2 separate regions of the Homo sapiens genome follow, and region 1 is linked to region 2. A link is a loop called in an ENCODE intact Hi-C map of the cell type or tissue named here. Cell type or tissue: A673. All regions are shown on one strand. Links, peaks and the distances in the headings refer to the core of each region. The heading gives the core; the rest is flanking DNA.

Region 1 (11,353 bases), core at 1,756-9,755, 300 kb before region 2:
GGTGTGTCTGAATTTTTCAATGTACACACATAATCTGTATCTTCTAAACTTTCTTAAACATATATGACATTATACTTATCAAAATATTCTCCAATTTTTTGTGTGTGCACTTCACATCCAATAATGGGAATTCTAACTGCCATATATTATTTCTTGGTATATATTTACCAAAATTTAAAACAATAAAAAATAAAGGGTTGGGAGGCCGAGGTCAGTGGATCACAAGGTCAGGAGATCGAGACCATCCTGGCTAACACGGTGAAACCTCGTCTCTACTAAAAATACAAAAAATTAGCTGGGTGTGGCGGTGGGTGCCTGTAGTCCTAGCTACTAGGGAGGTTGAGGCAGGAGAATGGTGTGAACCTGGGAGGCAGAGCTTGCAGTGAGCCGAGATTGCGCCACTGCACTCCAGCCTGGGAGACACAGCGAGACTCTGTCTCAAAATAAATAAATAAATAAATAAAAAATAAAGGGTAAAGAAATGTGAAACAAAAATACATAAGAAGAAAGAACTAAATAAGTAAAATTGATGAATAAGTAAATAGTAAATAAAGAGAAAATGCTTTAAAGCTGTAAAAAAAAAGTTTATTATAGTAAGTGGATCTATTTCCAAATGACTGCATTAAAAAGTAACCCATTTGTATGAATAAAAACACTACCTACTTTTGTTATATAATGTGATCGATGACATAATATTCTGAGTACTTATTAAACATTAGGAAATTTTATTGCTGATTTTTACAAACGAAGTCTACATTTCTCCAAATAAATAAGGGGATACTTCTCAATTTTTCTTTCATTCATCCCAAGCAAGCACAGTTCAAAATATTGCTAGTTTCATAAGAACATCTGATTGGTGATTTGACTAAGTCATCACCTAGAAACTCGAGTCTGGAAGCTTTCCAATGAATGAAGCTCGTTTCTGATTCTCATCAGTGCTTAGTGTAATGAGTTTATGTTCTTCTCCTAGATTATTTCTATTGATTGCTCTATATATTTCTCTGAGCTAAAGAAACATCATATCTTACTTGTTTATATGTCCCTGCCTATTTCTTGTTTAATTTTATTATTTTTTTTCTATGTGGTCCAAATCTGTCTAAGGTGAGACTGCTTTGCAGGTAGTGAAGGGAACCCTGGCTGGGCCAGGATAGCAGGCAACTCATGTCAGTTATTGGGTTCTGGGAGAATGAAAATGTAATGGAATTACCCAGCTCTCCCTCCACACCCTCTACCACTACTTCAGTAACAGACAGTAAGAAAGACTAGACAAATTCTTTTATTACATATTTATTGGGAACATAATGATTTTACTGAATATGTTCAGATAGCTCAGGTGAAGCCCAATAAATGTCAACTCTGAGAAGCCTGAATTTGAAATCACGAATATGAATTTTGAACTAAGAGTAGTTAAGGAAGCACAAGACATAGCAAAACAAAGGACAAATAACAAAATAAATTTAAGAACCACTCATCTGCCATAATTAAATTTATCAGTATGTGAATATAATCTGCTTAGGCTTGTTGGCTGAACTTATAAATCCTAAAGAAAGATGCAATCTCAGTTAGTATTTCTACCCATAAGTGAAAACCTAGTATAGCAATTTTGTGAGGAATTTCTAGTATTTAAATTATACTTGGAATTATATGTCTGCATTTAGAACTAAGCCACTTGCTTGTGAAGACAGGAATTTGATCATAAGTTATCTGTAAGGTTTATGTAAGTGTCCATACTTTATGAATGAGAAGACCAAATCAAAATGATGTTGCAGTCTCGGTTTATTCAGTTATGCTTTTATTGCTTGACTTTTTTACTTCCATGCAGTTCATTGATGACTTAGTTTTCTCCTCAGATGACTAAAGATAACTTAAAGTATCCCTAATAATCATTTGTGTCAGTTGTCAGTTTATTATTTCTCGGCTCTGAATTCACATTTCAACGTATGCTCTAAAACAGAATATTTTAAATAATTTTTCCTTTGATAAGAGCAGTAGAGGGTGCTTGAGGAATAGTGCAGTAGAAAGAGACTTCCTGTGTGAGCCGGGTGTCAGCAGGACTGGGGTGAGGATAGCTAGTAGAGCCTGCCCCAGTCACCTGCCCAGCCTTTGTCCCTCTGTGACATTGCAGCCTCTGTCTGGTGATTATCTTTGCACAGCACTCTCTGGAAACCGGAGCTCCCACAGACTGTCCGCTCTAAAGATCTCCGGCCCCACCAATTGCCGGGAATCCCTTGGATACACTTGCTTAGAGTTGTTGATCCCCTACACCCTGCAGGTGGCCTTTCACTTGCCAAGGAACTCGGATCAGCTGTGGTCTGACCAAAATTGAGAACTTTCCTGGTATCCAGTGAACTGACCCACATTTTCTCCAATAAAGTCTGAACACCTTCCAAGTTTGTCCTTGAGTACTCTGCATCAGCCCTAAGATACCATACAGAGTTTCCTTACATCTTATCATTCCTTCTTTTTTTCTTAAAAACAGACAAACAAAAGTTTATTGGTGACGTTAAAGAAAAAGGCTGCCGGCGGGTGGCTGGAGCCAGGGTTACGTGGGCTGCCCCTCTCGGTCTTGCTGGTGCATGTCTGAGATCAGCCATTGCAGCTCGGCCGCATGGCGCATGTGCATCACGATGACGCTCTCGTATTCCCTCACCGACAGCACTGAGCCCTTTGACAGTGCTGGGCGGCTGGGGCCCACGGTGCTCTGGGGCTGTCCCTCCAACCAGGAAATCTTCAGAGGGTTATCCACCAGGCCAACTTCATTCTGGACAGCCAGCTCCGCAGCCTTGGCAGTCGCAAACTCCACCACAGCAGTGCCTACCTTCTTACTGGAAAGCACCAGGTTGAGAACCTCACCATACTTTTGCAAAAGCCATAGGAGGACGTCTTTGGAGTAGCCACCTTTTGACTCCCCCCGAGCCTTCTTGCGCTTCCATTTTAGCTTTAGTTTGGGGGTTCCTTGGCCTTTAGTATTTTGTCTTTCCTCTCAACCTCTGGTCACGCTCCTGGTGTATCTGCTCCCAGATCAGCCTCTGCTCTTCCTCCAGCTGCCGGGAACCCTCTTCACTCAGGCGTTTGATCTCTCGCTCTAGTGTCCTGGTGCTCAGGCTCTCCTCCAGCTCCTCCTCCTCTTCCTCCTCCTCCTCCCCCCTCCCCTTCCTCCTCCTCCTCCCCCTCTCCCTCCCCCTCCGCCTGGTGCTGCCGCTCCCGCTTCCGGGCCTCCAGATCAAGCTTCACTTTATTCCTTTTTTCATCTAGTTTCTGAGTCCTCTCTGCTGCCTGCTTCTTGGCTTTCCTGACCTTGTCATACGCAGCCCCGGCTGCAGCATCGGTCAGCACCTCCAAGGCCTGAGAATGCTGGTGGAAGAGTTCAGCTGCCAGTGGAAGAGTTCAGGGTAGCAGGAGGAGGCCTTCTGCCTATATGCCTTCTCCACCTCTTTGTCTGCCACCTTCTCCTCAATGTCTAGCAGCGCGTACAGGTCCATCTGTAAGATCTTGCTCCTTGGTCACTGCCATGGTTCTGACCTGACGGATTCGTACTCCATTTTTCTTTCTTTTCTTTTTTTTTTTTTAACCATACTTAATAGTGCTTTGTATCAAACATCCCTGCTAATCTACTGTGTGATGTTTATCTCCCAAATGAACCCAGACTGCCACATTATTTTGATTTGGTCTTCTCATTCATAAAGTATGGAGATTTACATATTTCTTAAAGATAATTTATGAACAAATTCCTGTGTTCGTAAGCAAAGCAAGTCATGAAAATGCATTGCAATATTTTAAAACAGCATTATTTACTTTTAGTTATGGATGATTTTAATAGCATACAGAATGAATGTGCATTTTCAGGAAAGAAGCATTCTAATTAAAATATTGCAGATGGGTTCCTGAAATAGGGATAATGTTTAACTTAATGGGATTTTTTTGAATATCTGTTCCATATCACGTGTTTGTGGATTTAAAATTTCTATTAATTTCCCGACGATTTTGACATTATCCTGTATTTAAAATTGGTGGGTGGGTGCAATTATACCTGACAGAAAAAAAAATGAGGGAAAAAATATGTTTAAGAAAATCATTAAAAATATGTACATTTTATTGATAGTGTAAAATAGAAACCTTATTTAACATTTTAATATTTTTCTCTCATCTTTACAAATACATTCAACAAGTTGAAAATAAGTTTCTAAGAATTGGTCTGTAATGGCCAGGCACGGTGGCTGAAGCCTGTAATCCCAGCACTTTGGGAGGTGGAGGCAGGCAGATCACCTGAGATCAGGAGTTTGAGACCGGTGTTATCAACATGGTGAAACCCCATCTCCACTAAAAATACAAAAATTAGCCAGATGTGGTGACAGGCACCTGTAATCCCAGGTACTCAGGATGCTGAGGCAGGAGAATCACTTGAACCTGGGAGGCTAGGTTGCGGTGAGCCGAGATCGCACCATTGCACTCCAGCCTGGGAGACAGAGTGAGATTGTGTCTCAAAAAAAAAAAAAAAAAAAAGAATTGGTATGTACTGCATTTACACATTTTTAAAATTGAGTATAGAAGGTTTGGGATCATGTGTATTATTCAGATTACATCAGAAGTACTAAAGATTCAAGCAAAAAATGCACTCATTCAGGAAAACCCAATTTATAGATGCTTGAGCTGAGAAATTCCAAGAGAAGGTTATAAGGCTATTAATTATATTTGAAGCCTACAAAGTTTAGTTCTACTTGTGTTTAATGATGTGTCTTAGTAATATAATGTATTAGAAAACAGCCCTAAATATGATCTCTATATAGGGTAATCATTTTCCATCCTTTCACTTTGTGAAAACAGATGAAAGGTTTTTGGATTTGGGGTTATTTTAATTTTACTTATTTAGGGGCACACTTTACCATTGCTCTATTAAACTTCGATTTGAGGAAAATTAATTTAACCAGTCTTGTCAGAAAAAATAGGATTTGCTAGTTTTCTGAAGGGACAGTTCGCTATAGAGACCAAAAATAACTGGCACTGTGGATCTACCCCAGTGATGCTTTAGTGATCATTACAGATTGATTTGCTGGGCTCTCTTTTTATGGCCTGTTTTTCTATTTTGGCTCAGCCTAGGAAAGCTGGTGTCTGGTGAATAACATAAATGTTATTTAAAATGTACACCTCATAATATCCCTAGTACTCTTAGGTTTATAAGGGGCATGCACATATATCATTTCAATTAATCCTTACAAAATAAACCATTAAGTCAATAAAACAGACACTTTCACAGTATAAAATTTTCAGAGACAGGGAAGTTAACATTTATCTTTCCTTGGACACATTTGGATGCATTATTAAAATACAAATTTTGCATGAAATATATCACTTAATTTTTCCAGCTCACATGATGTTACTTTGAATCTGAATATTGCAAGCCCAAAACGTAAAAAGATGAAAAAGTTTCTGTAGATGCAGAAAATATGGGCATAGCTTAACTAGGGTCCAATTCAGCCCTATCTACATCTAAGATTCATGTATTTCCACCGTACCTTAATAGCTCTTCTTCCTTCCTTCCTTCCTTCCTTCCTTCCTTCCAACAATGATTTATTTGGCATAAAATAAATGAAAGTGATGTACTTTGTGCTGTCCATACACCCAAGTGTAAGATTTAGTTCTTGTGCTGAGAGACATGTTTCACAGATTTCAAATAAATAATTATTATGCAAACTCAGGCCTTTTCAAATTGATCCAGTTATTTCCCCTTTATTTTGTTATAGCCTCTCAATTTTGAATATTGATTTGCTCACATATGTGAACAAATTCCATCCCAATAAAGATGGAGAGCAGAAAACAAACTTCTAACCCCCAAACTCTCATTTTAAAACTTGTTTTATATCGTTTGTTAGTTTGATGTTGTTGCTATTGTTGTTATTTTGCTGCTCAGAGAACTCGTGGTTAAAATTTACCTATACTGGGGGCTTATAGTGTGTCAGATATGTCCTAATAAACTAACATTTAAGGAGAGTTAAAGGACTTTATGATAACAAAGCATTATTACATTTTTAAAATTGAAATATAAAATATGTACACAAATTATAAGTGTATAACTTGATCAATTTATACAAAATTAACAATCCTATAGAATTTTCTTTAGTTTAAGATGCAAAACATTAGAAGCATCCTAAAAACCCCAGGAGGAAGGAGGTAATCATTAAGATATAGCATGAGATAGGATTCTGGTTGGTTTAAGTTGTTCTATTTCCTGATTTTTCTATAAATTACATGAGTTCACATTTTGATAATTCATTGAGGTTTATATTTTAATTAATTGTAAATAATTATCTTTATGTGTTACATTTCACACTAAACCCATGTTTAAAAAGAACAAACCAATGTATAGTGTTACATATTTTCATTATGTAAAACTTTTTTTGAGAAAATGTGCTTTGATATGAATTTTTGTTATTTGTCAAGAATCTTGATTTTATGCATCAAAATTTGCTAAGATATGTACTCTGCTTACTTCTTCATATCATGTAGCATTGTCAGACATCATCTTTTGTCTACAAATCTACACATGTATAAAAATTTTCATTCCATCTTATTCAAGTACATATTCTTATATGTACTTATTCAGGTATATATATATATAATATGTATAATCTCACTTTTCTACAAATCATGGTTTAGAAATTCTATATTTGCCAAATTTGTTGTTTATTTTAAAAAGAAAAAATATACAGCTTTTTCTTTTACCACAATATTTTCTCTACTTTGCTTTATTTACATTGCATGAATTACAAATAAAAGTGTCTGCAATGACAAACATCTCCACAGCTAGACATTTCAACACAAGCTTTTTCCTTTGGTTATAACTGTAGGTAGAAAAACTAAATGAATGCTACCTTCCTCAACTCTTCTGTGAAAATAATAATATTTTAATCAGTATTTAACTCTTACTATTTGGAATAACATGCACAATGTTAACTCTTATATATAAATTTCCTCTCCATCATCCTTATGTGATTTCACCTCTTTCTATGCCTTTATGTTCTTTTCTACTGATCCACTGTGCATTCTTTTCTCACTGTTTTTAGTGTTCTAAATTTTCTGACTTTATTGGAGAAGTGGGAAGAGCTCGATGGATATTATTAATTTATATAAACTTATTTTTCTTGAATTAATTTGATATTATGAAACATCTGGATTAGTGACTATTATTTTTATACTCATCTAAACAACTGATATGTTAAAGACAAAAGTCATTCTTTCTTACATATGTGGAGAGCATAGGATACCAAGAACTCCAGACAGACCATTCAAATTTGCTTTCAATGCTAATGAATTCTATGTGCTTTCCAACGGCAAAATCTTCCCTTTACACAGGTAATTTTTAAAATCACCTTTATATGGGTTGTGCAGATATGCCAATAGACATAGAAACAAAAAATATTATTTATCCTAATAATCTTGAATTAACCATAAATTTTCTCATATGATTTTAGATATATTCAAAAATATGATAAATGTGAAAGAGATAAAAATTTAAGTTTAAGGCCTGTAAATGATGAGAATATTGTGTCAATGACCCTTATGTGTTTCCCCCACCCCCCTTTCAAAAAAAATCTTTCTGAGACAGGGTCTTTCTTGCATAGGCTGGAGTGCAGTGGCACAGTGATAATCCACTGCAGCCTTGAACTCCTGGGCCCTAGCAATCCTCTCACCTAAGCCTCTTTAGTGTCTAGCACTATAGGTGCACACCACACACCCAGCTATTTGTTCATTTATTTATTTATTTTGAGATGGAGTCTCACTCTGTCACCCAGGCTGAAGTGCAGTGGCATGATCTTGGCTCACTGCAACCTCCATCTCCTGGGTTCAAGCAATTCTCCTGCCTCAGCCTCCCGAGCAGCTGGGATTACAGGTGCCCACCACCACCCCCAGCTAACTTTTTGTATTTTTAGTAGAGATGGGGTTTCACCATGTTGGCCAGGCTGGTCTTGAACTCCTGACCTCAAATGATCCACCCACCTCAGCCTCCCAAAGTGCTGAGATTACAGGCATGAGCCACCATGCTGGGCACACCCACCTAATTTCTAAAATATTTTTGGTAGCCACCAGTTCTCACTGTTCCCCAGGTTGGCCTCAAACTCCTGGGCTCAAGCCGTCTTCCTGCCTCAGCCTCCCAAAGTGCTTGTATTACAGGATGAGCCACTGCACCATCCACCTATGTTTTACACCTCCCTGTTTCCATGCTCTTTGCCACTTCACTTGGATTTGCCCATTGCTTGACTCTGGGTTTGGTCATGTGATTTGCTTTGATCAATTGAATGTTAGCCAATATCATGCAAATAGGAGTTTGAAATGTGCCCGTATGATTGGGTTTTTCTCCTCTCTCATTCTTCTATTAATACCACAAGGGCATACCCAGACTAGTCTACTGGAGGGTAAGAAATGTGAAGTGTATCTGAGTTGCTCTAGTCATCCCAGGTGTGCACAGCCTTGATAAGCAAATAGGCTAGTTAATCCCCAGACACATAAGTGGGCCTAGCCAAGAACAACGAAGTCACCAACTGACCCAAAGACAATTGGTGAAGTGATTGAAATTGAACATTGCTTATTTGTATCATGCTTTTTCTAGAGTTATTTAAATTTTAAGGTATGTTTTTGTGAAACCTTAATACAAATAATGATTTAATTTAAATTTAAGATTTTTAAGATGTTTTTACAAAACTGCATCTGTTCTAATTAATATGCTTGCAAATTAAAAATAAATTTAAATAAAAAGCAATTTTATCACCATTGGGTAATTTAAAAATTTATATTTAATATGAACACTTCCATGTAAATTTTAACTGCAGTGTGCACTTCATGATAGCAGCAGCTGCTTACTGATGGGTTTTTAGTTCTCAGCTATTTTGAGGGCTAAACCCCAGTGGGGACTTTGTCGGTGTCCATACCTATTAATAATTGCTGACAAATAACCAACACCCCAAGAGCAAGTTTCCTGTTGACAACTTGTGAAAAACAAACATATGGTAACTTTGCCATTATCTTAATTTTTTTACAATGTATATTTCACTGGATATCAAAGATGATATCATCTGTTTCAGTAAAGTACATGTGATTTTGGCAGAGAGTATGAAGAATTTTTCTTAATGTACTTTTTTGTCGTTGTTGTTTAAATATGGCTTTTTGAGGTGAAGAAAGTGCATCTGGAAAACACTAGATAAGCTCAAGTGTGACACCAAAGTAAAGAGATTCTGTTAGCAAAATAGGCTTTTTGTAGAACTTTTAAAAAATGGTATCTTCGAGTGTGTGTGTTTATTCATAGCATTTTCCTCTGCTGTTTCTTTATCAAAGGTAGTGGTGCCTAACGTAGCAATGTGAATGATCAGAATAGAAGCCTCTAGGAGACTAAATATAAAAGGACTTTTTCTACTGCTTCCCCACTCTCCACAAGATACCAGCCATAATACAGTATGGCCAAGATAGTAAATCACTTTTAAAACCCAGAAACTTCTTCTTTGGAATGGTACGTCCTTATGAAATCACAGAGGAGGGTTCCGTGTAGACATAGGCTTCTTAGAATAAATGAGATTAGTTTTCTTATGAAGGGTGGCCATAACTCATAGATTTTTATTCTCTCAAGAAAATTGTATATTGTTATATTTTGTATAGCAAAGTAAAAGTTGAATTCTCTCTCCACTTAGAATATAAAAAGTTGCCATTGACCGTCACTTTCACTCAAAAAAAAAATGTATATAAGCAAAAAAAGTATATGTGTGTGTAAATATATACACACACATATATACACATATGTACTTTTTTTAGAGAGCGAGAGAGAGACTTAGATCTACTCATATCAATAAGAAATATGCTATGAGGATATTAACGACAGAAAGTAGACTTTAAGACATCTAGGAAAACAAAGAAAAATGTATTGACAAAATAAACTATTAATCAGATAGCATAGCAATCTTACATGTGCATACTCTTAAAAGAAGAATTTTATAATGTATGAAGAAAACACAGAGAATTGAAGAGAGACAAACTCATGATCATAATTGAGGACTTTAATATCTGTTTCTCAGTAATTTTTAAAACAATTAGATAAAAACTGACAACTAATCTACTTGACCTTATTAACATTTATAGAACACTCTATCTAGTAACAATACATATTTATTTGAAATATATGGAACATTACATATATACTAAATAATGAATCTGGTCTCTCCCTCTCTCTCTATATATATACATTTTTTAAAATTAAATTTGTAGTCAATATTTTTGTTACTATGGCTCTGTAAACATTTTTTTTCCACTACTGAACTACCTAGTACCATGATAACTTTTTTATTTTTTATTTTATTATATTTTTCCATAAGTTATTGGGGTACAGGTGGTATTTGGGTACATGAGTACATGAGTAAGTTCTTTAGTGGTGATTTGTGAGATTTTGATGCACTCATCACCCCAGCAGTATACACTGCACCATATTTGTAGTCTTTTATCTCTTTTTATCTCTTGCCCCACTTCCATCCTTCCCCAAAGTCCATTGTATTATTCTTACGCCTTTGCGTCCTCATAGCTTAGCTCCACATATCAGTGAGAACATATGATGTTTGGTTTTCCATTCTTGAGTTACTTCACTTAAAATAATAGTCTCCAGTCTCATCCAGGTCACAGCAAATGCTGTTAATTCATTCCTTTTAATGGCTGCATAGTATCCCATCATACATATACATATATATATATACACACACACACATATATATACATATATGTATACATATATATGTATGATGGAATACTATGCAGCCGTTATATATGTATATATATACACACAGACACACCACAGTTTATCCACTCGATGATTGATGGGCATTTGGGTTGGTTCCACAATTTTGCAATTGTGAATCATGTTGCTGTAAACATGCATGTTCAAGTATCTTTTTCTAATACTGACTTCTTTTCCTCTGGATGGATACTGAGTAGTGGGACTGCTAGATCAAATGGTAGATCTACTTTTAGTTCTTTAAGAAATCTCCACGCTTTTTTCCATAGTGGCTGTACTAGTTTGCATTCCCACCAGCAGTGTAGAACTGTTCCCTGTTAGCCACATCCACCACCACATCTACTGTTTTTTGATTTTTTTATTATGACCATTCTTGCAGGAGTAAGGTGGTACCCCATTGTGGTTTTGATTTGCATTTCCCTGATCATTAGTGATGTTGAGCATCTTTTCATATGTTTGTCGACCATTTGTATATCTTCTTTTGAGAACTGTCTATTCATGTCCTTAGCCCAGTTTTTGATGGGATTATTTTTTCTTACTGACTTGTTTCAGTTCGTTATAGATTCTGGATATTAGTCCTCTGTCAAA
Region 2 (11,353 bases), core at 1,313-9,312:
TCAGGAATAAAGTTAACCAATGGGGAGAAAGGCTTGTACACTGAATACCATAAAACAAAGAAAGAGTTTAAAGCAGACACATGTAAATGAAAAGATATCTTGTGTTCATTGGTTAGAAAAATTAAAATTGTGGGGGCCGGGCGCGGTGGCTCACGCCTGTAATCCCAGCACTTTGGGAGGCTGAGGCGGGTGGATCACCTGAGGTCAGGAGTTTGAGACTAGCCTCAACATGGAGAAACCCCGTCTCTACTAAAAATACAAAATTAGCCGGGCGTAGTGGTGGATGCCTGTAATCTCAGCTACTCGGGAGGCTGAGGCAGGAGAATTGCTTGAACCTGTAAGGCAGAGGTTGCGGTGAGCCGAGATTGCGCCATTGCACTCCAGCCTGGGCAACAAGAAAGAAACTCCGTCTCAAAAAAAAAAAAAAAAGAAAGAAAGAAAAGAGAAAATAAAAAGAAAAAAGAAAAATTAAAATTGTGACAGTGCCTTTAATACCGAAAGCAATCTACAGATTCATTGCAATCCCTATCAAAATACCAATGACATTTTCCCACAGATATATATATATATGAAATATATACATATTTATTATTGAATATATGATATTAAATGTATTTGTATATTTGATATTTTAATTTAATATATTAAAAAAATATGTATACATATACATGTGTCTTAAAGTTTATATGGAAACACAAACGTTGCTAGAGAGCCAAAGGAATTTTGAGCAAGAAAAATCCTGGAGGCATCTTAGTTTCTAATTGCGGAATATATTACAAATGGCATAAAATCAGACATATAGATCAATGGAACAAAATAGAGAATCTAGAAATAAATCCACACATAGTCCGTCAACTGATTTTTGACACGGGTGCGAAGAATACACAATGGGGAAAGAATAGTCTTTTCAAAAAATCATGGTGGGAAAACTGGAAATAGACAAAGAAGTGAAAAATACATTTGAACCTTTATTTTAAACCACACACAAAAATAAACTCAGAACAGACTACATATTTAAATATCAGATCTGAAACCATAAAACTCCTAAAATAAAACATAGGGGAAGACCTTGGCCTTGGCTTTGGCTATGATTTCATGAATATGACACCAAAAGCACAAGCAACATAAGTAAAAAGATACAAGTGGGATTACATAAAACTAAATGGTTTCTGCAGCGCAAAGGAAACAATCAACAAAATGAAAAAAACAATCTAAAAATTGGAAGAAATATTTGCAAATGATTTTTCCAATAAAGGGTATTTATTTCTCTTGCTTGCCAAATGTGACCCTAACTCTTTGGTCACTGTGAAATTTAAATCAGAATCTCAAAGAGATATCTGCACTCCCATGTCCATTGCAGCATTATTTACAATAGCCAAGATGTGGGGGCAACCTAAGAGTCCATCAAATGATAAATGGATAAAGAAAATGTGCTATATACAGAAAATGGAGTATTATTCACCTTTAAAAAATGTTGCCAGTCGGGCACGGTGGCTCACGCCTATAATCCCGGAACTTTGGGAAGCCTAGGCAGACGGATTGCTGAACTCAGGAGCTCGAGATCAGCCTGGGCAACACGGTGAAACACCGTCTCTACTAAAATACAAAAAATTAGCCGGGCGTGACAGCGTGCGCCTGTAGTCCCAGCTGCTCGGGAGGCTGAGGCAGGAGAATTGCTTGAACCCGGGAGGCGGAAGTTGCAGTGAGACGAGATGCTGCCACTGCACTTCAGCCTGGGTGACAGAGTGAGACTCCGTCTCCAAAAAGAAAAAGAAAGAAAAAAAATGTTGCCACATGCAACAACATGGAGCATTCTAGAGGACATTATGCTAAGTGAAATGAGCCAGACACAGAAGGACAAATACCACATTATCCCACTTATATGACGAATCTAAAGTAGTGAAACTCAGAAACAGAGTGGAATGGTGGTTGCCAGGGGATAGCGGGGGAGTGTCAGAATGGAAAGTACTGGTCAAATGCTACATAGTTTCGGTTATGCAAGACGAACAGATTCTAAAGCTCTAATGTACTGCATAGTGCCTATAGTTTACAATCCTGAATTCTATACCTAAAAATTTCTGAGAGGACAGATCTGATGCTATGTTCTTATCACAAAAAAAGAGTAACTTTTGCAGGCAATGGATATGTTTATGGCATTGATTGTGATGGTTTCATGGGTATATATTATCTGCAAACTAATCAAGTTATATACATTAAATATGTACGCTTTTAAATGTTAATCATACCTCTATGAAGCAATTTAATTAAAAATATCAGAGAAGGTCATTTTCACAATTCCACTATGGAGTTTCCAGGACCACAACTATAAAAATATCTTGAATAGATGTGAAGAGCCCTGATCTTATCAATTTGAATTACCTCCACTTCATTTCCACCTTAGTTTATATTTATACTCAAGGGCAGTTGTCATTGTATGAGGGTCAAGGGAAAGGAAAAAGAAAAAGAAAAATACACTCCTGAAGGGTTCCCATTCAAAAGGAATGCCATTTCTCCTGATGACTCTCTTCTTTCCTCCTCCAGAGCCTCTAGATCAATGCTTAGCGCCAGATTTCCACAGCTCCACTGCATCAATAACTTCAAAAACAAAGATCATAAAATAAAGAAATTCAACACTGCTAATTTAAAGCAGTAAGACTCTGAGAAATGTCTATGAAACCCTATACAGTTTGTGTTAGATAAATACAGGGAGGTAATTTTAAATTATACTAAATATATTGATATAAATGAACTGAAGAGAGATTTTTTTTTCAGTCAATATGCTAGTTCAAGCAGCTATAAATGGTGTAACTGGGTTTTTTTTAGATTTATGTTTTGATTAGTGTGCCTATAACCTTCATTCAGTAATGCCTATGGTAAATGAAGTTAAGATCTCAGAAATCCTTCAGTTTGATATAGCAAAATAATCTAAATATTTATGACAATGGTGTAAAATTAAACAGGTTCTTTAGACCTGCTCAGTTACTATCTAAATGCATTCCAGAAGAAGACATAGAACATGGTTTATTTATCCAAGGTATTTTGGAAAAAAAAATCTTTTGAAGAGAGATTCAGCATATTTGAAAAATGCTATAGTGTTTTTCTCTCTGCAATTTGAGAATGACAGTGGAATATGCTGCCTTTGAAGTGAAATTATTGATTTTCTTGGTAGTGTTGACACTCTAGTGTGACAAAAGCCAGGTAGCAACATGTCAACTGCAAAGGAAAGTTGTCATTAAGGGTAAGGTAAGTAATGAGAGTGATGTGATCAGCAGGGATGTTTTTGTCATGACTAATTGAAATTGTGGGTTTTAAAAACCAAAAGCGATGAACAACCCATTAAGTCCTGTTCTGTCTATATAGCAGAAAAACAAACAAACAAGAAAATCAACTATAAAACTGGTGAATGAAGGCCAGACATGAGACACAATGAGAGTCATGCTCTTTCACCTAATTCTAAGACTTGGTAGCATTAGACACATTGACACTATGCCTCTATCGGCATCATGTTTACCTTGTGTAAGAATTCTCTGGGTAAAAAAAAATGAAAGCCATAAGATGTTTCTTCGAAAAGGGCATCACATTGTCATAAAAATGTAATTTCTAGAAAAAAATCAGATGCATCTAGTCGTTCTCTATTTTTTCATCTCCCATTAAATTGGTTGTTGCCATTGCTGTCTTAATTTTCCTTCTCTCTGCTACTCTGCTGTGGATTTATAACACCTCCCCTGTCAGCTTCTGATATCTAGTAGCATTTATTTCACTTCCTTGCCAAATGTGACCCTAACTCTGTGGTCACAAACTGAATGTACCACCTATCCTCTGCCTTCTGGTAAAATGTCTGCTTGTTCCAAGTTTTCATATTTCTGAAATATATATGCACTTGTTTTATTCCCAGTGAAATTTTTGAAGGGCTTTCATTACATGACTTGAGAAGTATTTTCATGGGAAATATTGTTTAAAATGTTGATGAAAAATGTGGTGTAGAAGACATTAAATATACACCTTTCATGTCACTTTGCTTGGAATTTGACATATATAAATATATCCAAAAACACTGAGAGACTTGTTTTTCCCTGTTGTTTCTCATGATCTTCTCTTTGTTCAAATTTATAAAATGTGTTTTTTTAATTGTAAAAGTCATATAAGTAAAATTTGGAAGATATGGAAAAGTACAAAGCCAAAATCTATATATATTTTAAAAGAGTGTGTAAACTGTTTATTTCTCTAATGTAATTATTACATGCATATATAATATAAAGGTATATACATATACATATATACAAATATATATATTATGTAAGCAAGTAAAAATTACACTTTACATGTAGTATTATATGTGTTATTGGCCTTTTAAACTTAATATTTTCATTTTATTATATATTCTTTGAAAACCAAATTATTAGTGAGCACCTTGTTTCTCCCAAGACCTGGAGCGAACCTGGGGAGAAGCCAGGAGACAATGGAGGGAAAACACTCCAAGAAAATCTGCAGGCATTTTTCACAGATGTGGGACTGAAGGAAGGATGCCATTTTCAATTCAGGCTCATGACAAAGTCAGTCAGTGTTTGACAACCCAGCTGTAGTGGCCACCGTAGATATTTTAATCTCTGCCCAGAAATTGGAGTGCTTGTTCTGTAGTGGGGGAAGAGCCCCCCACAGCCAGAACTGAGTGGCTGTTGCAGTGCACCCCCAGAGTAAGTGCTAAAATTGTGCTATCTCCTGTCATTGGACTGGAGTGGGAGGACAGTTGCTGAAGCCATGGTTTATCTTGGGCAGGGTGATTTGTGGCCAGGAGAAACAGCTTTGTGGCATAGGGACCATCTGCATATGTCATTACTGGATGCCCCAGCCTGTTATCCTAGTTAGTCAGAAGACTGTTCACCACCAATACTGAGGAGTGGGAGGGAGGTGGATCCCATTTGTGCTCACTTAGATGGGAGCGTGAGCCACATCTTTATTCCCTTGCAAATAACTTAATCTAGTGTCACCCCCGCTGCTCGATGCCTGGGCACATTTCCAGGCATTCAGAGCACTTGCTTCCCTGAAATAGGGGCCTGAGCTGCCCTTCCCTTCCCCTGCAAAGACCTAGTTGTAGCAGCAGTTCCTCTGCTCTGCAGCAGCTACTCTACTTCTTGCCGGGTGACATATTTCCAGGCAACTGGCATACCTGCTCACCTGGATTAGGTGACTGAATTGCCCTTTCCTTCCTGCGAAGAGATCTTAGTGCAGTGGCACCCTGTCTGCTCTATGCCCCGGCATAATTCCAACCATTCAGTCCACTATCTTGACTGGATTAGAAGCCTGTGTCATCCCTCTCTCCAGGTCGGAAATCTTGGTACAGTGGCGCCCTCTTCCATCCACACTCAGGCATAATTCCAGGCATTCAGCACAGCTGCTTGCTTGGATTAGAATCTGAGCCTCTCCTCCCTTTCTGTGCATAGATTTTGGTGCTGCAGTACCATCTCTGCTCCACACCCAGGCGTACTTCCAAGCATTTAATGTACTCACTTGCCTGGAGGAAAAGCCTGGGCTGACTCTCCCTTTTCATGTGGAGATCTGGATACATTGGAACCCCCTCTGCTCCATGCCCAGACATATATCCGGGCATTTGGAACACTCACTCTTCTAGATTATGAATTCAGGCTGCCCCTCCCTTCCTGGAGAGCCAACTTGGGACAGTGGAGTTATCTCCACTCTACACCTTGGCACTTGTCTGGGCACTTGGCAGCTGCCCATCAGATACCCACCCCTTGGAGCTGGTGTTTGCACCTGCCATTGGGTGACATGTAGGCGAGCCTGCTTGGCATAGCCCCATTCAGCTTGGTTCCCCACTCCAGGGCTAAGCTGGGAACTGAGACTACTATCCATTTCACAGGACACACCATTGGCTGAGGCAACAGTGAGCTTCTCAAGGTTAACAAAGATCATGCATAGGGAGATGTGTGTTGACTGCAGCCAGATCCAACCCATATTGCCACCTACTGGTGTAGACATCAAGCTGCACAACCAAACAAAAAATCTGACACCAGTGCACAGCACTAGGGAATGAGATAAGCTTCCTGAGACCTCCCCATTCTGACTCCACAGGAGGCAGTGAGCACACTCACATGTCCAGCAAATTGCTACTACAACTAGCATTTAAGAAAGTCACCATACAAAAGATATCTATAACCAAGAAACTTACATAGTCTTTGCCACTAAAGCACCTGGAACCAAAGCCAAAGAACTCTACACAATGCATATTATAGCCACACCCTCAAGGGGGAAAATCTTACTCAAATGAAAGCAAATCCAAAAATGAGAAGAGGAGATAGCTAATCAGATAAGAAGGAACCAGAGAGATAATCCTGGAAGAATGAAAACACAGAGTGTTAAAACACTAACTGCCCAGCAATGGATCCTAATTAAAATGAAATCTTTGAAATACCAAATAAAGAATTCAAAATGTTTATTTTAAAGAAATTTAATGAGACCCAAAAGAAAATTGAAAGCCAATACAAATAAATCATAAAACAATTCAGAATATGAAAGAAGAGACATATATGGTTTTATAAAACTTCTGAAAAAAAGATGTGTTGACAGAATTACAAAATATAGCTGTAAGCTTTAACAATAGGCTAGTATAAGCAAAATAAAAGATTTTAGAACTAGATGGCAGGTCTTTCAAATTAACCTATTTGAACAAAAATTCAAAAGAGATTTTAAAAAAAGCTTTTGATAAATATTGGATTATGTAAAGCCTTCAAAACTATAAGTAGTAACTATTCCAGAGATAACAGAAAAATTGTAAAATAAAACATATGGAAAATATATTCTAGGGAATAATTGAGAAAAACTTTTCTGGTCTTGTTAAAGTTCTAGACATCCAGATACAATATATTTAAAGAATTCTTGGGAGATACATTGCAAGAAGGAACTCATCAAGGAATATAGTCGTCAGACTATACAAAGTCAACAAGATAGAAAAAAATTCTAAAATGGGCAAGAGAGAAACATCTAATCACCTATGAAGGAAATACCATCAGACTAACAGCAGACATATCAGCAGAAACATTACAAATGAGAAGACATTAGGGTCCCATTTACAGTCTTTTTAAAGAAGAAAAAGTGCAAGCCAAGAATTTTGTATCTTGCTAAACTAAGTTTCCTAAATGAAGGAAAAATAAAGTTGCTCCGAGTCAAGAAAACACCAAGGGAATTTGTCACCACTAGATCAGTCCTAAAAGAAATGCTCAAACGAGTTAAAAATGGAAATGGAAGGGGTATACTTGTCATCATAAAAACGTGCAGGTCACATAAAGTAATTACACAATTGAGACTGCAAAGCAAATATGTAATAACATTATGGCAAGAAGAAAACCTCTCATATCAATATTAACTTTAAAGGTAAAGGGCTATATGCTCCACTTAAAATATGTCAGTTGGCAGAATGGATAAAAATATAAAAACTTTTTAAACATAAGCTGCATACAAAAAAACCCGCCTGATATGGTTTGGATCAGTGCCCCCACCAAATCTCATGTAGAATTGTAATCCTCAGTGTCAGAGCAGGGGCCTGGTGGGAGGTGATTTGATCATAGGGGTGGGTTCTCATAAATGGTTTAGCACCACCCACTTGGTACTGTTCTCATGATAGTGCGTTCTTGTGAGATTTAGTTGTTTAAGAGTGTGGCGGCCAGGTGTGGTGGCTATGCCAGTAATACCAGCACTTTGGGAGGCCAAGGTGGGCGGATCATGAGGTCAGGAGATTGAGACCATCCTGGCTAACATGGTGAAACCCCATTTAGGATTGTTTTACATAATTCTCTGAAGAATCACCTTGGTAGTTTGATAGGAATTGCATCGAACCTGTGGATCGCTTTGGGCAGTACAATTTAAAGATACTGATTCTTCTGATCCATGATCATGAGATACTTTTTCCACTAGTTTGTGTCATATATGATTTATTTAATCAATGTTTTGTAGTTCTCTTTGTAGAGATCTGTCATTTTCTTGGTTAAATATATTCCTAGGTATAATTTTTAGCAAATTTTAAATAGAGAGAGAAGGTGCTACACACTTTTAAATGACCAGATCTCATGATAACTCACTTACTATGGTGACCAAAGAAGATGGTGCTAAATGATTTATGAGAAACTACCCTCGTGATCCAATCACCTCCCAACCTCCTGTTGGGGATTGGGGATTACATTTCAACATGAGATTTGGGTGGGGACACAGGATTCAAACCATATCAGTGATTTACCATATAAAAGAATTAAAAACAAAAACCACAGAATCATCTCAAAAGATTGAGAAAAAAACATTTAATAAAATTTGTCATTTTTTTCATGACAAAAACCCTTGCCAAACTAGGAATAGAAAGAACATACTTAAAATAATAAAAGCCATGTATAACAAACCCACAGGCAACATTAAACAGAATGGGGAAAAGCACTTCCCCTAAGAAATGGAACAAGACAAGGATACCTACTTTCACCACTGCTATTCAACATAGTACTGGAAGTTCTAGCTATGGCAATCAAGCAAAAGGAAAAGATGAAAAACATTTAAATTGGAAAAGAGAAAGTCAAATTATCTCTGTCCGCTGTTGATATACTCTTATACCTAGTAAACTCTAAAGACTTCTGCAAAAGACTTTTAGATTTGATAAATTACTTCAGTAAATTTTCAGGATATAAAATCAACATACAAAAATCAGTAGCATTTCTATACACCAATACCAGTCAAGCTGAGAACCAAAACAAGAACTCAATCCCATTTAAAATTTGCTAAAAATTATACCTAGGAATATATTTAACCAAGAAAATGACAGATCTCTACAAGGAGAACTACAAAACATTGATTAAATAAATCATATATGACACAAATTAATGGAAAAAGTATGTAATGCTCATGGATCAGAAGAATCAGTATCATTAAATTGTACTGCCAAAGCAACCTACAGGTTCAATGCAATTCCTGTCAAAGTACCAAGGTCATTCTCCAGAGAATTATGTAAAACAATCCAAAAAATTCATCTGCAAAGAAAAAAAGCCCAAATAGTCAAAGTAATCTCAAGCAAAATGAAAAAAGCTCTAGGCATCACATTACCTGACTTCAAATAATATTATAAGGTTATAGTAACCAAAACAGCACAGTACTGGTATAAAAATAGACACATCAATTAATGGAACAGAATAGAGAACTAGAAATAAAGACATATCTACAACCATATGATTTTTGACAAAGTCCATGAAAATACGCACTAGTAAAAGAACATGCTATAAAATAAATGGTGGTGGAAAAAACGGATACTCACATGCTGAGGAATGAAGCTGGACTCCTATCTTACACCATATACAAACTAACTCAAGATGAATTAAAGTTTAAAGATAAAATTTCTAGTAGAAAACCTAGGAAAAACTATGGCCATTTCTCTAGGCAAACAATTTATGAATAAGTTCTCAGAAGGACACACAACGAAAACAAAAATAAACAATTGGGATTTAAATAAACTAAGCATGCAAAAGAAATAGTCAACAAAGTAAACAGACAGCCTACACATGTGAGAACATATTTGCAAACGGTACCTCCAACAGAGTGTTAATATCCAGAATTTACTGGGAACTCAAACTACTCAACAACAAAAAAAACAAAAACTTCATTAAAAAGTGGGCAAAGGACATGAACAGACATTTTACAAAGGAAGACATACAAGTGGCCAGCAAACATATTAAAAGATGCTTAACATCACTTATCATCTGAGAAATGCACTTTTTTTTTTTTTTTTGAGATGGAGTCTCGCTCTGTCACCCAGGATGGAGTGCAGTGGCGTGATCTCGGCTCACTGCAAGCTCTGCCTCCTGGGTTCACACCATTCTCTTGCCTCAGCCTCCCGAGTAGCTGGGACTGCAGGTGCCCGCCACCACACCCGGCTACTTTTTGTATTTTTAGTAGAGACGGGGTTTCACCGTGTTAGCCAGGATGGTCTTGATCTCCTGACTTCGTGATCCGCCTGCCTTGGCCTCCTAAAGTGCTGGGATTACAGGCCTGAGCCACCGCGCCCAGCCTAGTAATTCTTAAATGTGTTCCTGTGGACAGGTGCTACCTTCTGAGTGGAGACTGATCAAGCTAATACCTCTCTTGAAATTATCAATAGAGTGGCTCCTGTATTATTGCCCATGCCGGAAGACATTATTTTTCTTGTTTTTCCTACATGACCTTTGTATCCGTTCTTTATTCTTAAAGTTTAGTGAATTTTTAAAATGTACCTTGGTTTTGTTATATATGTTACTTTTATTTCTTCTTTTTTCTTTTTTTCTCTTTTTGACATTAAGCAAGCTATACCTTCCTTTGGTTCACATGTTCTGCCATTAAGTCAGTCATTACAGATAAGCTTCCTTCAATTATTAAGTGATTGGCTTTCAATCTACATATAAAATCGTATCGCTTTACTCAGAGGTGCTTAAATAACACATGTATGGTTAATTGCTTGGCAGCAAAACCCCAAATCATTTGCTCTGATGGTTTCACGGCAGGGATTTATGCCCATTTTCAAAAAGTACATGGGCTATTGTGGTAGAACTATTGGAACATTCTAATACATGGTTTTGTAATGTTGGAAACTGTGAGAATACCTTCAAAATGATTATTGCCTTTTAAAAGTACGGTGTTATATATGAAGGGAATAACATTAGAAATCAGTGCTGGAATATTAAAAAATAGTATTCTAGTCATTTTAAAGCTGAGTACCTTGCTAAGTTTAAAATTTCAGTCAAATTTGTGCAACATAATCACAGACCTTTTACAAGAGTGTCATTTGAACTAATCTGTTAGCCTTGTCCAAATTAGTCCAATTGTTTATAAGGTATTAAATGCACTACAAAGCCTAACATGTTTGCTATGCTCCATAATCATAGCACCTGTTAAACAGCCTACTGCAGCTGTACTTTTAGCAGATTACAGGCCATTAGGCAAGTTATACAGTATCTTCTTTTTATAACTTAATTTCTCTTCTTTTGCATAGTGACTTTCTGGATCATAAAATGAGAACTTTTTCCCAGCCTTTCACGATTGAGATGAGGATAGTGGTTTTAAAATTATTAGGATGCTCAGATACAACTTGCAAATGCTGTGGTAAAATGCAGTAGTAAAATATTTCATTAACTTTTAATTCAATTTAATATTGTTTTCTTCCCCCATGGGACTGGATGTCTTTAGATTTATCATGCTCTTTTTGGAATAGTTTCTTGAAGAAAAGTTAAAAGTAAAACTATAGAGTAAGAAAACACAAAAGCTTATACTAATTTTTTTTTCAGGATCCAAACAGTGGCCAAATGGAAGAAACATCTGGCATCTATTTTATTCCCTC

Evidence for each region. Hi-C counts contacts between places; a loop is a spot of excess contacts. Peaks named below come from ENCODE experiments on the same cell type or tissue, not always from the same donor. Only the 100,000 strongest peaks of a DNase experiment are listed, where the experiment ranks them.
Region 1: it touches region 2 in a loop (2.1-fold over the local background); 2 of 110 quality-filtered maps call a loop at or near these places.

What each region holds. Positions count from the first base shown.
Region 1 is chr2:193,274,121-193,285,473 of GRCh38, forward strand. It overlaps the pseudogene DNAJC17P1. Among named protein-coding and RNA genes, the nearest start is that of PCGEM1, 530 kb to the left of the region's middle. In A673, for the core only: no CTCF peak of the experiment used is centred there; DNase peaks (open chromatin) are centred at 5,211 and 5,421; H3K27ac peaks cover 2,633 bases.
Region 2 is chr2:193,578,837-193,590,189 of GRCh38, forward strand. No RefSeq gene overlaps it. Among named protein-coding and RNA genes, the nearest start is that of LINC01821, 760 kb to the right of the region's middle. RefSeq lists an enhancer at 1,335-2,534 and a silencer at 5,904-6,033. In A673, for the core only: CTCF peaks have their summits at 5,373 and 6,002 (motif pointing left); DNase peaks (open chromatin) are centred at 5,365 and 5,985.